Linked DNA regions of Homo sapiens: region 1 is linked to region 2. Evidence: read pairs that join two places in POLR2A ChIA-PET (ENCODE). Cell type or tissue: MCF 10A. All regions are shown on one strand. Links, peaks and the distances in the headings refer to the core of each region. The heading gives the core; the rest is flanking DNA.

What was found. Peaks named below come from ENCODE experiments on the same cell type or tissue, not always from the same donor. Only the 100,000 strongest peaks of a DNase experiment are listed, where the experiment ranks them.
Region 1: POLR2A ChIA-PET joins it to region 2 with 6 read pairs; 2 of 35 experiments call an interaction of 5 or more read pairs at or near these places.

The regions. Positions count from the first base shown.
Region 1 is chrX:139,227,973-139,233,360 of GRCh38, forward strand. No RefSeq gene overlaps it. Among named protein-coding and RNA genes, the nearest start is that of F9, 300 kb to the right of the region's middle. In MCF 10A, for the core only: no CTCF peak of the experiment used is centred there; no DNase peak of the experiment used is centred there.
Region 2 is chrX:138,855,423-138,860,810 of GRCh38, forward strand. It overlaps a transcript of FGF13 not described here. Among named protein-coding and RNA genes, the nearest start is that of FGF13-AS1, 150 kb to the left of the region's middle. In MCF 10A, for the core only: no CTCF peak of the experiment used is centred there; a DNase peak (open chromatin) is centred at 3,229.

The DNA of each region.
Region 1 (5,388 bases), core at 232-5,231, 370 kb after region 2:
ACGATGGTGGCCTGAAGTAGGATAGATATACAGCATAAGATTTGAGGCAGAAAAGGTAGCTCCCAATGGACTTATTGAAACTTTTTCTCAGGTTCACGGCTATGGCAAACAGAGGGGTTGAAGTCACTTGGTTTAGTAAACTAATAGCACTTAGATGAGTCAGAGTGCTCCTGCTTAGGGCCAAGCTCATGCTAGGCCCTGACTAGTTCTTCCAGACCCAGGAGTGGGCAACACCATGGTCAATACCCTCAGAAAGCTCAAGGTGGGAAAGATGGGGGCAGTATATACACAACTAATTGCACGTTCATCTCACTCCACTTTGAGAAATGCTAAGAAGGAGATATATGGGATACTGAGGGTGTGTGTGTGTGTGTGTGTGTGTGTGTGTGTGAGAGAGAGAGAGAGAGAGAGAGAGAGAGAGAGAGAGATCTTCCCAGTCTGAGCATTCATCAGTCTGAGCATTCATAGAGAGAAGGCTTCTAAGAGGAAGTAATATATCCATTGAAAACAGAAACTAAAGGAAATTTGTGGTGAAGTGGTGGGGATTGAAAGGAAATCCTCTCAAGTAAAAGGAAGACTCTGAATTGGGGAAAACCTCGAGAGAAGGTTAATGTAGTTGGAGCACAGAGAACTAGGGCAAGCATGGCATGAGATGAAGTTAGAAAGGCAGAGAAGGAATAGATTATACAGGGCCTTATGCGCCATGGTAAGGAGTAGACACTTTGTTCTGAAGGCAGTGGGAAGCCATTAAATTGTTCTAAGCAAAGTGTTGATATGCTCAGATTTGCATTTTTAAAATATCCTACTGACAACATTGTGGGAACTTGAATGGTGGAGATAGGAAAAGAAGCAGGGGACCAAATGACTGAGAGTTACAGAGCCAGGTGAGAGACTACAGTGGCCTGGAATAGGGGGATGGAATGAAGATGGAGGGAAGTGGACACTTTTGATAAAAATTTAGGAACTATAATAAACAGAATTAGGTGCCTATTTGGAAGCAGGGGTGGAGTGGGAGGAGTCAGGGATGACTCCTAGGTTTTGGCTGGAGCAGCCAAAAAATGGTAGCAGTAGGGATTGCAGCAAACACATTTAGGAGTGAGTGAAGGTCATGAGATAAATTTTGGAATTCCATGTCCAATTTTGCTGAGCAGTACAGTAAGGATGTAGTGGCTTCACCAGGCTGAAGGCTAAGTTTGTCTAACATCCTCTCATTTAGAGCAATCTGTAGGCTAAATCACTGAGCAACCTGGGGTGTCATGGTGCCCCACTCCTCATTCCTGCCCCTGTGAGTATATCTAAGGTGATCATGCTGGGTCTGTGCTCCCTGTGATCTCTGTTCTCCAGGAGTTCCTTATCTGGGACCTTGTATGGATAGGTTCAGCCCTTGGGCAGCATGAAACAGGTAGAGTCAAAAACAAGGAGACTCTGGATCAGTCTGGAAATTCTAAGACCGACTACCAGGCTACTCCCATTCCCACCTCCCACCTGGAGAAACTTGACGTATTTTCCCAGTCATGAGCCCATTTGTTCTCCACGACACTACTATGACAAAGACAGGAAATGAAACAGCTGACAGATGTGGAGACTGAGGCCAGAGAAGTTAAGTAACCTGTCCAAGTCATTTAACAAATACTCAATGTGTGTGCTTTGGGGACTGTATGTACCTTCTTTGTTCATCTCTCTCTCTTTTTCTACCTCTCAGTACCCCTAGCATTTAGCACATGGCTTGGCACAGAGAAGGGACACAGCGAGCACTTAGTGGAAGATATAAAGTGATATCACTTATTTTAAGTAAACAAAAGAAACAGCAGCACCTTCTAAATCTCTCTAGACATCACCTAAAGTTCCAATCTAAAGCTGTCTGGATGCCCTTTCCAGAAATACAAAACATGCCATACAAAACAAGTCGTCTTAGAGGAACTACTTTTATTTGTTATCATTTGTTATATATCTAAGCATTTCAAAGTGCCAGGTATAGTAAATGATGGGGCCTAGCCTTCTACAAGCCATATGATCCTTCATTTAAATAAATTTAATCAAATGCCTTCAATAGACACAGAAATTGCCATCTGGGAATATGAAATCTGCAAGGGAAGCAGCAGACGTTTGTTACTAGAAGCTTGGATCAGCAATAAAATTGGCAATGCTGGAGGTGGGGAGTACAGGTTAGGGGGTAAGGTAAAAGACGAAAACAGCTCTCTTGGTGGGAGAATCCATAAAGGCAGAGACAGAGGTGTACGGCATGGGCCTTAGGAGGAAACCAGCTTTGGAGCTGCTTAGGTTTCTCAGGCTGAGGTCTGCATGTCATCAGGGCAACTTATCAAAGGGCCAATGTATTTGTGGTTGGAAAGGTGAGGGAGAATAGCAGAGAGGGACTTCTCTCTGTTGATTGCGAATAACAGAAGCCCAATTTCAGCAGGCTTTCCCTGTCAGACTGGCCCCTTTCTGATAACCTCAGAGATATAAATCTACTAAAAAGAGATCTATTTTCCAATAATTCCAACCAAAACTCTAGAATTGAGTTCCATTGAGCTGGATTGAGTTCCATGTTTAATCCTAAACCATCAATGTGGAGAAGTGGCTGGAATTTATCAATAGGCCAGGCCAGGCCCACATGCCTATGCCTGAGGGATGGATGGGCATGAATCCCACCCAAACTAGTTGGAGTGAGAAGAGAGGCCAAATGACTCCTCAATGAAAAGTTAATGTCATCAGAAGATGGGGAGGTTAATGCTGGGTAGGCAGAAATAACCAAAGTGCGCTCACCAGCACTCACCAGAGGACAAGACTGGGGAAAATAACACACATGGAAAATTTTGAGGGGAATGAGTCAAGGCAGGAGATGAGGAAACAGCCTTGGATGTGGATGGGAGAGGAATATTGGTGGAGACCTCCTTGAGACGATCCGCATGTCCTTCAGGGATTATTGCTTTGTGTTTGGGACAGTGACAAAATTCTTCACAGAACTAAGAGAAAAATGCTCCTCTGCTGGGATACCCAAAACAGAAGCATCACTTGTGGGCAGGAATTTGAAAAACTTAGTAAGACCCTGTGTCCACAAAATTTTTTCTTAAAAATTAGCCAGGCATGATGGTGCATGCCTGTAGTCCCAGCTACTTGGGAGGCTGAGATGGGAGGATTGCTTGAGCCCAGGAATTCGAGGCCACAGTGAGCTGTGATCATGCCACTGCACTCCAGCCTGGTTGACAGGGTAAAACCTCGTCTCAAAAAATAATAATAAAAAAGCAGGGCCTGAAGCTGGTCATGTGCTGGGGAGCAGCAAAATGCATGTGTCATGAACTAAGCAAGTGTGCATAGTTTGTTTGTTTTTGTGTGTTTTGTTCTGCTGTTCCAAACTCCTTCATAAATATTTGCTATTACAAAGGATAAAATGTTCCACAGAGTACCACCAGGCAGAGTCTGGCTTCTCGTATTACTAGGGAAGTCAGAGAGTAGAAATGAGAAACTGAAAAGTTGTCTATCAGCCTGTTGGGGTCATTCCATCTCATTCAGCTTCAGATTTCTTGTCTGTAAAATGCAGATAATAATATTGTGTTTGTAAATACTTAGCATCCTACCTAGTTCATGGTAGACACTCAAAAGTGGTAGTTCCTTTTCTGCTCTACCCCCCTTCCCACAAGCATACACACCCCAAGGTGACAAGAAAAGCCAAGGCCTTTTTCTAAAAGCATCTGTTCACTCATTAGAACACCCTTAGCCGGAAAGCCTGTAAACAGAGGTAAACCATGCTATCTTTGTGCACCTCCTCACTGCTTGAGGTCACTTGTAATTGCCTGATGACCTTCTCCATCCTACTTGCCTAGGAATCTAGGACTGTTACTGGTCTTCTTGTTCTGATCACTCTGCCTTACCAGTAGATTCAGAGATTCATAGCATTTCCAAAACTCAAGTGAGCCACAGGGGTAATCTGGTCTGATTCTCTTCCCTGTCTTACAGATAAGAAGACTGAGGCCCAGAGGGGAGAAAGAGTTGGCTCAAAGTTTCATAGTGTCTTAGGAACAGAGTCAGGGATAGATATTGGGACTGAAAGACCAGTGTTCTTTCTACTATTACGCAGCTGTTACTAAGCTGATTTGTTGTTTTCACCAAATGTAATATATACTTTATCAGCTAAACCAACTTCTTCCAACATACATCTACAATAAGGGCTTTCAGGAATGAGGCAAAGGGATTAAATGGGGACTACTCCTCAAAGAAAAGAGTCATCCTTCTATTTAGCCAACCAGGGCTGATTAAATGTAGTGAGGAAGGCGAAAGAAGGAGGAATCTAGGTCTTACCCGCATATTCACAGAGGACCTCAAAATTAAATATTTGACTAGTCATTACCTGACAATAATGACAACAACAGCAAGAACAGCCACATGGTACTTGCTAGGTATGAGACCCTATTCTGAGCCCTTTATAGATAATAATACATTTAATCCAAATGATGTTATGAACTACAGTGATATTTTAAGTGCATGTTAAAATTGTTACTATGTTAATATTTTAAACATAATACAAGTGTTGTGACTCTATTTTGGCATCACTTGTTTTCTTAATGTATCATGAGCTTCAAACCATGAAAGAAGCCTGGATCTATTGACCTTGGAAAAACTCTGCCACCATCTCTCATCTATCACCCATCATCTATTCAGCTATCATTCATCAGCCATCATCCATCCATCCAACCATCCACCCACCAACCCATCCATCCACCCAACCATCCATCCATCTGACACTGCTGAGTTCTTCCCATAAACCAGGCCCTGTGGTTGATGCCAGTGATATGCAGATGGAGAGAATATAGTACCTGTGCTTGAGTTGTTCACAGTTTGTTTGGTAGAGGAAGAATAAGTATGAACAGACCATAAGGCATGGAAATCACTTGGAAACAGTGGCATAGAGTACAGAGAGGAGGCACCTTGTCCAACCTGTTTGCTTGATTGTTTTAGAGGGAAGTGTCAAGGAAGACTTGCCCAGGAAGGTGACACCTCAGAGGAGACCAGGATAATAAGAACAGAAGATTCCGGTGAGAATTCTTCAGCCAATAAGTCATAATATTCTTGGAATATCTGAGGAAAATTGTTATCACTCAGATAAATGCATTTATGTATCTGTAGATGTATTTCACCTTTTCAGAGGTGACTTTAAAATTCAGCTCCATCACTCAACAGCTGTGAGACTTTAGGTCTCAGTAACCTAATTGGTAAAATGAAAGTAACAATAATACTTGTTGTCCTCTCAGAGTAGTTGTCACCATCACATCCAAAATTGAGTGTCAGATGCCTGCAGAGACTTGACAATTAATAAGTTGTAGTTTTTTTTTTTCCTAAGTGGAATTTAACTTTCAAAAGTAGTGAGATGGCAACATAGCCAAGAGGGTA
Region 2 (5,388 bases), core at 121-5,120:
CAGAAAACCTCTGACTTTAATACTAGTTACAAATCATTCATAAGAATAAAGACAGAAATATTAGCTTTGATATCGTGGCAGGAGGACCTGGAAGGAGGGCAAGACTGAGGAAAATCTCCAATCTGAAAGAAGACAATGCCCATCATCACAGTACACAAGTGAAAGGATGGCAGCCCCATTAAACACAATGGCAACAGCTCAATATGTGGATTAAATGACAGATCAAAAACTACCTAACTTTGCAGAAGAGAGTCTAACTGCTACCTATTCTCTTAAGAATTCTCTATATCTGAAAATATTCATAACAGTATTTACAATACACTCCAGATGGTACTTGAAAATAACAGATTCTGTCAAAATTATATGTAATAATAAAAGGAATGGGGTCTTAACTGTTTTTTAAAATCTGAAATATTGTTAAAAATATTTTAATTATGTAACTGATTGCTTGAGCGAATTTAACCAGCTGCTTCTTAACTGGCTTATTTTTCTTAACGAAACCAAATTTTGATTTTTAGGCTGATTTGCAAGTACAAAAACTGTGTGTGTGTGTGTGTGTGTGTGTGTGTGTTTATAATTTTTAGAGTAAAGAAAGCAGAAAATATTGGAATGTAGTATATATAGTAAAGTAATTGTCACTGGTTAAAATTTTTTTGTTTCATTAAAGTACAAAATAAAGTTAGTTATCTTCTCCACTAAACAACCAAATGATTGCTTTTACTCACTGTAAAAGTTCACCATTTATACCTCCAGATGAATATATGTGGAAGTCGGTGGTCACACTCAACGTGAATAGTTTAGACACCAAAAGTATGGGTAGAATATAAATATGAGTGCTCTATTCTATGGCTGAATTAAACACAGATACATGTAGGCTTCTCATTTTCTGCCAATGATTGTCTTAAACTCTATTTGGAAAGAAGAAAAGGGGAAACTTTGAGTTGTGAAGTTTTGCTTCCAAAACTACGGACTAGAGTGCATTTGGAGAAATTTATTTACTCACCGAATTTTAACCCACATGCCAGTCTCTCCCATATCAGAAAGACAATTATCATAAGGATTCCCATAATGATGCAAAAGGGCAACTTGAAATAGAAACAAGGTCGCTTTTAGAAATTATACAAAAACCACTAATGCAAAAGTATACACCAACTGCCAAAGAACAGGTGAATTTTGTCACTTCCAAATGTTATTCATTGGTAAACTGCCTCAGTGATATTTAATGTGAGGGGAAAATGGGCTGTTTAACAAGTATTAGCATTTACATTATAATTCTCAGAAGTTATTTTGGAAGCTGGAATGTAAACAGATGGCAATAAATTTACCACATTTTATTTGTAATGTGAAAAATATTTCTCTTTGATAGATGCAAAAATGTTGGAAACAATGAATAAATACCATTTCTGGCCAGATGAAATACTTTGAAGATATATTTGTGATATGGATTGCAATGAGTACCTTATTAACCTCAGTTTAAGTAACAGCAAGTAGAGTTGTCCAAACCTGTACTTGAGCTGAAAAGAAAAAACAAACTACTCATAGTTTCCTTGAGGCATGCATTTTACCATGGCAAAGTGCAACGGGGCGTGCATTATACAGGTAATCTGGGCCTGCTTCAGCAAACTAAGTAGATCATGAGCATTCTTCAAGTGCAATGCAAAAGCTTTATGGAGTGAAGGAGAGTTGAAAATTTTTGAAACAATCTTCTCATTATTTCATTTTAGAAGTTTCATTCCTCAGCTGACTGCTGCTTCAGGAATGCAAGGTGATGGGAACAGAATTGGCCAGATGTTGGCTACAGAAGCAAGCAACTTTGCCAGCCCAAATGGGGCAGTAAAATGACAGCAACTGAAAATGTTTCAGCTGTGAAAAGCAGGGTGACGCTGTGCGCTGTGCCAGAGATGACCATATTATACAGCGTCCCATCTGAGACTGTATAACACTTTCACCAGCCAGCCAGGGGGCCTCCTAGCTATGGCAGGGCCTGAACAACACACAGCACACCAGAGGGCAATGCACAATCCAAAAGAAAGAGAAAGAAAGAAGAATGAGAGAAAACAAGCAAAACACGCGTCTGTCGTGCACAAACCTTCCGGCTCTGTGTTCTCTTTGTGGTGTACTTGCTTCAGCGGGCAGCAGAAGATTTCGTGACACTTAGCACGAAAGGGGGACTCTTTTTTCTTTAATTCCGCAGATTGGATGGAATCTTGTCGTAACATAATGTATTCCTGTGTGCCAGGGGGGGCGTCATCCAGAACTGTGGTCACCACATAACAAAATGAACTCAAGTTAGAGCCTCAGAAAAGCAGCGAATGTCTTAAATCAAATATACTCCCAGGGAAGACTAAAGAAACAACAGCCCTAAGAAAAGTTTCAAAGAAAAACATCTAATAGCTTGGCGATTTTATTTTAATGGGCTTAGTTTAAAATACTAAAGCCGTGGAAATAGCTACTCGACTATATATACCTCTGTTGCTAGTACAATGAAAACAGTGTTAAATCATACCCAAAGTGCAAAAACGTATTTTAATATGGATGCTCATGTTGTATCTAAATAAACACCATGTAGAACTTATAGGTTTCAGATTGAGTACAATATAAGTATTCATAGGTTAAACTGGCTAATATCCACCAATTATCAGTAAATTTGCTTCTGTTTCTTTTCTTGGTCTGCTCCTGGTGAGGGCCTTACTTCCAAGCAGTATACACGGAGACAGACAGAAGAATCAGTCACTGCTCTTTACTCTTTTGATTTCCAAAGAGAACTGAAGCTGTTGCAAACATTCTTCAGATGTTCAAAACCCCTTAATGAAGACAAGAGATTCCAGCTGAGAGCCTACGAAACAACGCTTGGTCAAAGGACTACCTTGTTGGATTGTAAAAGAGCCAGGCCTGGTTTAATAATTTTGGCCTTAGGTATACACCAGGATCCTCTCAGTCCACATTTTTCTTTCTAGGCTCTTTATATGCTTCCTAAGTGTATCACTAGTGTTTTTGTATCACTATTATTTTTATTCCCTGCAAAAGCAAGATATTTGCCTTTATAGGGTTCACTGCTACATTCTCTATTCTGAAAACCTTCCATGAAAATAGGTGCAAATTTGATCTGCATTTTCAGAAACAGGGAACTGACCCCAGCATGAATTGTTTTCTTTCACACCCTTCCCAATGAGGCCATTCCATTTCACCAGAAGTGAGTCAGTGCCTCCAAAGCTTTGATTAATGACGAGCTGACTCATTCTACTACCCGAAATGCATACACTTAACACGCATGTAGGAGGACTGATACTACTAGCAAATTTCTTGTGGGGTGAATAATGCCGTGGTGTTTGTAAAAAAAAAAATAAATAAATAAACAAATGGTGGCTGAATTTAGATGGGATATGAAGCTTCTGTGTTGGGTAAAACATTCCTAGCTCATTGGCTGGGATCTTAAGGGGCTTTAAGAATTTCCTTTCATGTCAAGGAAAAAATAGTATAAAAACCAACATAACTTTTAAATTAGTATTATGAGTTTAGAACAAGTTCTTAATAGATTGACTCTATGAGGGATTGTTGTCTTCCTTTATAACTCATTAAATTATGCAAGATGGTGATGCTGATATTTTAGTCAGTTCTCTATTTCCCTCTAGCATTCAGCAGCAGCAATCAAAAATATTACATAGACACACCACGATAGCTTTTTCCGTAGAGAGTTCCCTTCATCTACTAGGAATGCGACTATAACTTCTTAGAATCTCGTTGTTGAATGCACATCTTTGCTAGCAACAGCTGCTATTCAAAACATTTGTAACCATTTCCTGCCATGAGCAGATAGTTATGATAATATAGACACTCATCAAATTCCAGCATCACAGCTGAAGACAAATTCTAGTTTTACCATCCAAAATATTTAAATAAAACTCCCCAAATTGGAACTCTTTAAAAAAAGAAGCACCCATGATTATATGGAAACTGAGAAATTCCATTTTCACCCACTGCTGTATAGAAAACATATTATAAGACTGAAGGACAATTGGAGGATAAAAGAGAAAAAATGACTTTTTGACAATGCATAAGGAATTTGTTATTCAGAAGTACGTGACAGATAACAGTAAACTGTCTTCCATTTTCATTGCTCAGTACCAACAATGATGTCACAAATTGACATTTCTGGAGATTAATAGTGGACTGAAGCTAATAGCCTTTGGCTGACTCTCCAGCCATCAGCTTTTCCCAGCTGGTCATTAATTCCCAGAAAATGCCTTGTACTGGCATCATTATTGTTTAATTAGATACGACTGGTTATCTGTAACACACAACAAAATTCTAGTGAAAGCTACATGCTGACTGATACAAGTGCTAACCCCAAAATTCATCATGATGGGAAAAACATGAAGGTCATAAAAGTGCAGGATAATTGCTTTCCACAAAATTTTCCCTGTCTTTTGTTCTTTCTTCAAATTGAATTTAGCAAGTGCAAAAGGTGCCAAGATGAGAGTGTTCAAGGAGTCATCAGAACAGTAACCATAGGCACAGAACATTTCCTCGGAAATCGTGAACATCTGGGAGTTAATGGGTCAGCTTTGGGTCTCAGGCTGTCTCTCCTCAATACCTCAAATGTCAGTCAATTCAAGCAAAACAGAAAAAAAAAGAGTAGTCAACCAACAGTAGCTTGATGTTATGTTGGCAAAAGAGCTAGAAACACTGATTTTTTTAAACCAGAAGTGGCACTGTATAGGCAACACATTACGCTGGCTTATAAAATCTCTTTAATTTGAGATATTTTGGATGGAAAATTAAAACTGTTATATCAAATGCACTTATTCCCAGGGCTCCCTCAAGTAGGATGGTGGCTGTATGTGCAGTTGACAGCAGAAAGAATGAAAGATGACTTCCCACAGGACTCCAGCAGTAAGATAGGTGGGTAGCTTTGTTCTGATTCCCTAAGAAAGTGATGAGGATGCAATGCGTCCATGGGGTACCAGCTTTATGAAGGGAAAAGGAGACCTGCAAAGAATCCAGCCCATTAAGATAGGAAAAGGGAATGGGTTTCTTTTTTCCCTGGCTTAATGCAATGTTTTCTGCCATTTTACCCAATCTGGTACATTCCCTTCTTGCACATGACCTCTATCCTCTGACAACCACTCTTGCCACTGTTCATCTGAACCATTTGTCCACCTTTCATTCAGTGACTCCTGCTGCCCTACCCAAAAATAGATTTATCCAGTCTTGGAGGTGGACAAAAAATTCCAGTGATTAGGTAGACATTAGATTTATACAAAGCTTCCTCCGATTTCAGAAATTCAACTTGACTCTTCAAGACAGATAAGGTGGTAAAAGTGGCTCCTGGTTTATTTCTGGATCTGGAAGCCCCATGCTTTTTGAAAGGCTGCTGAGCCCCATGAG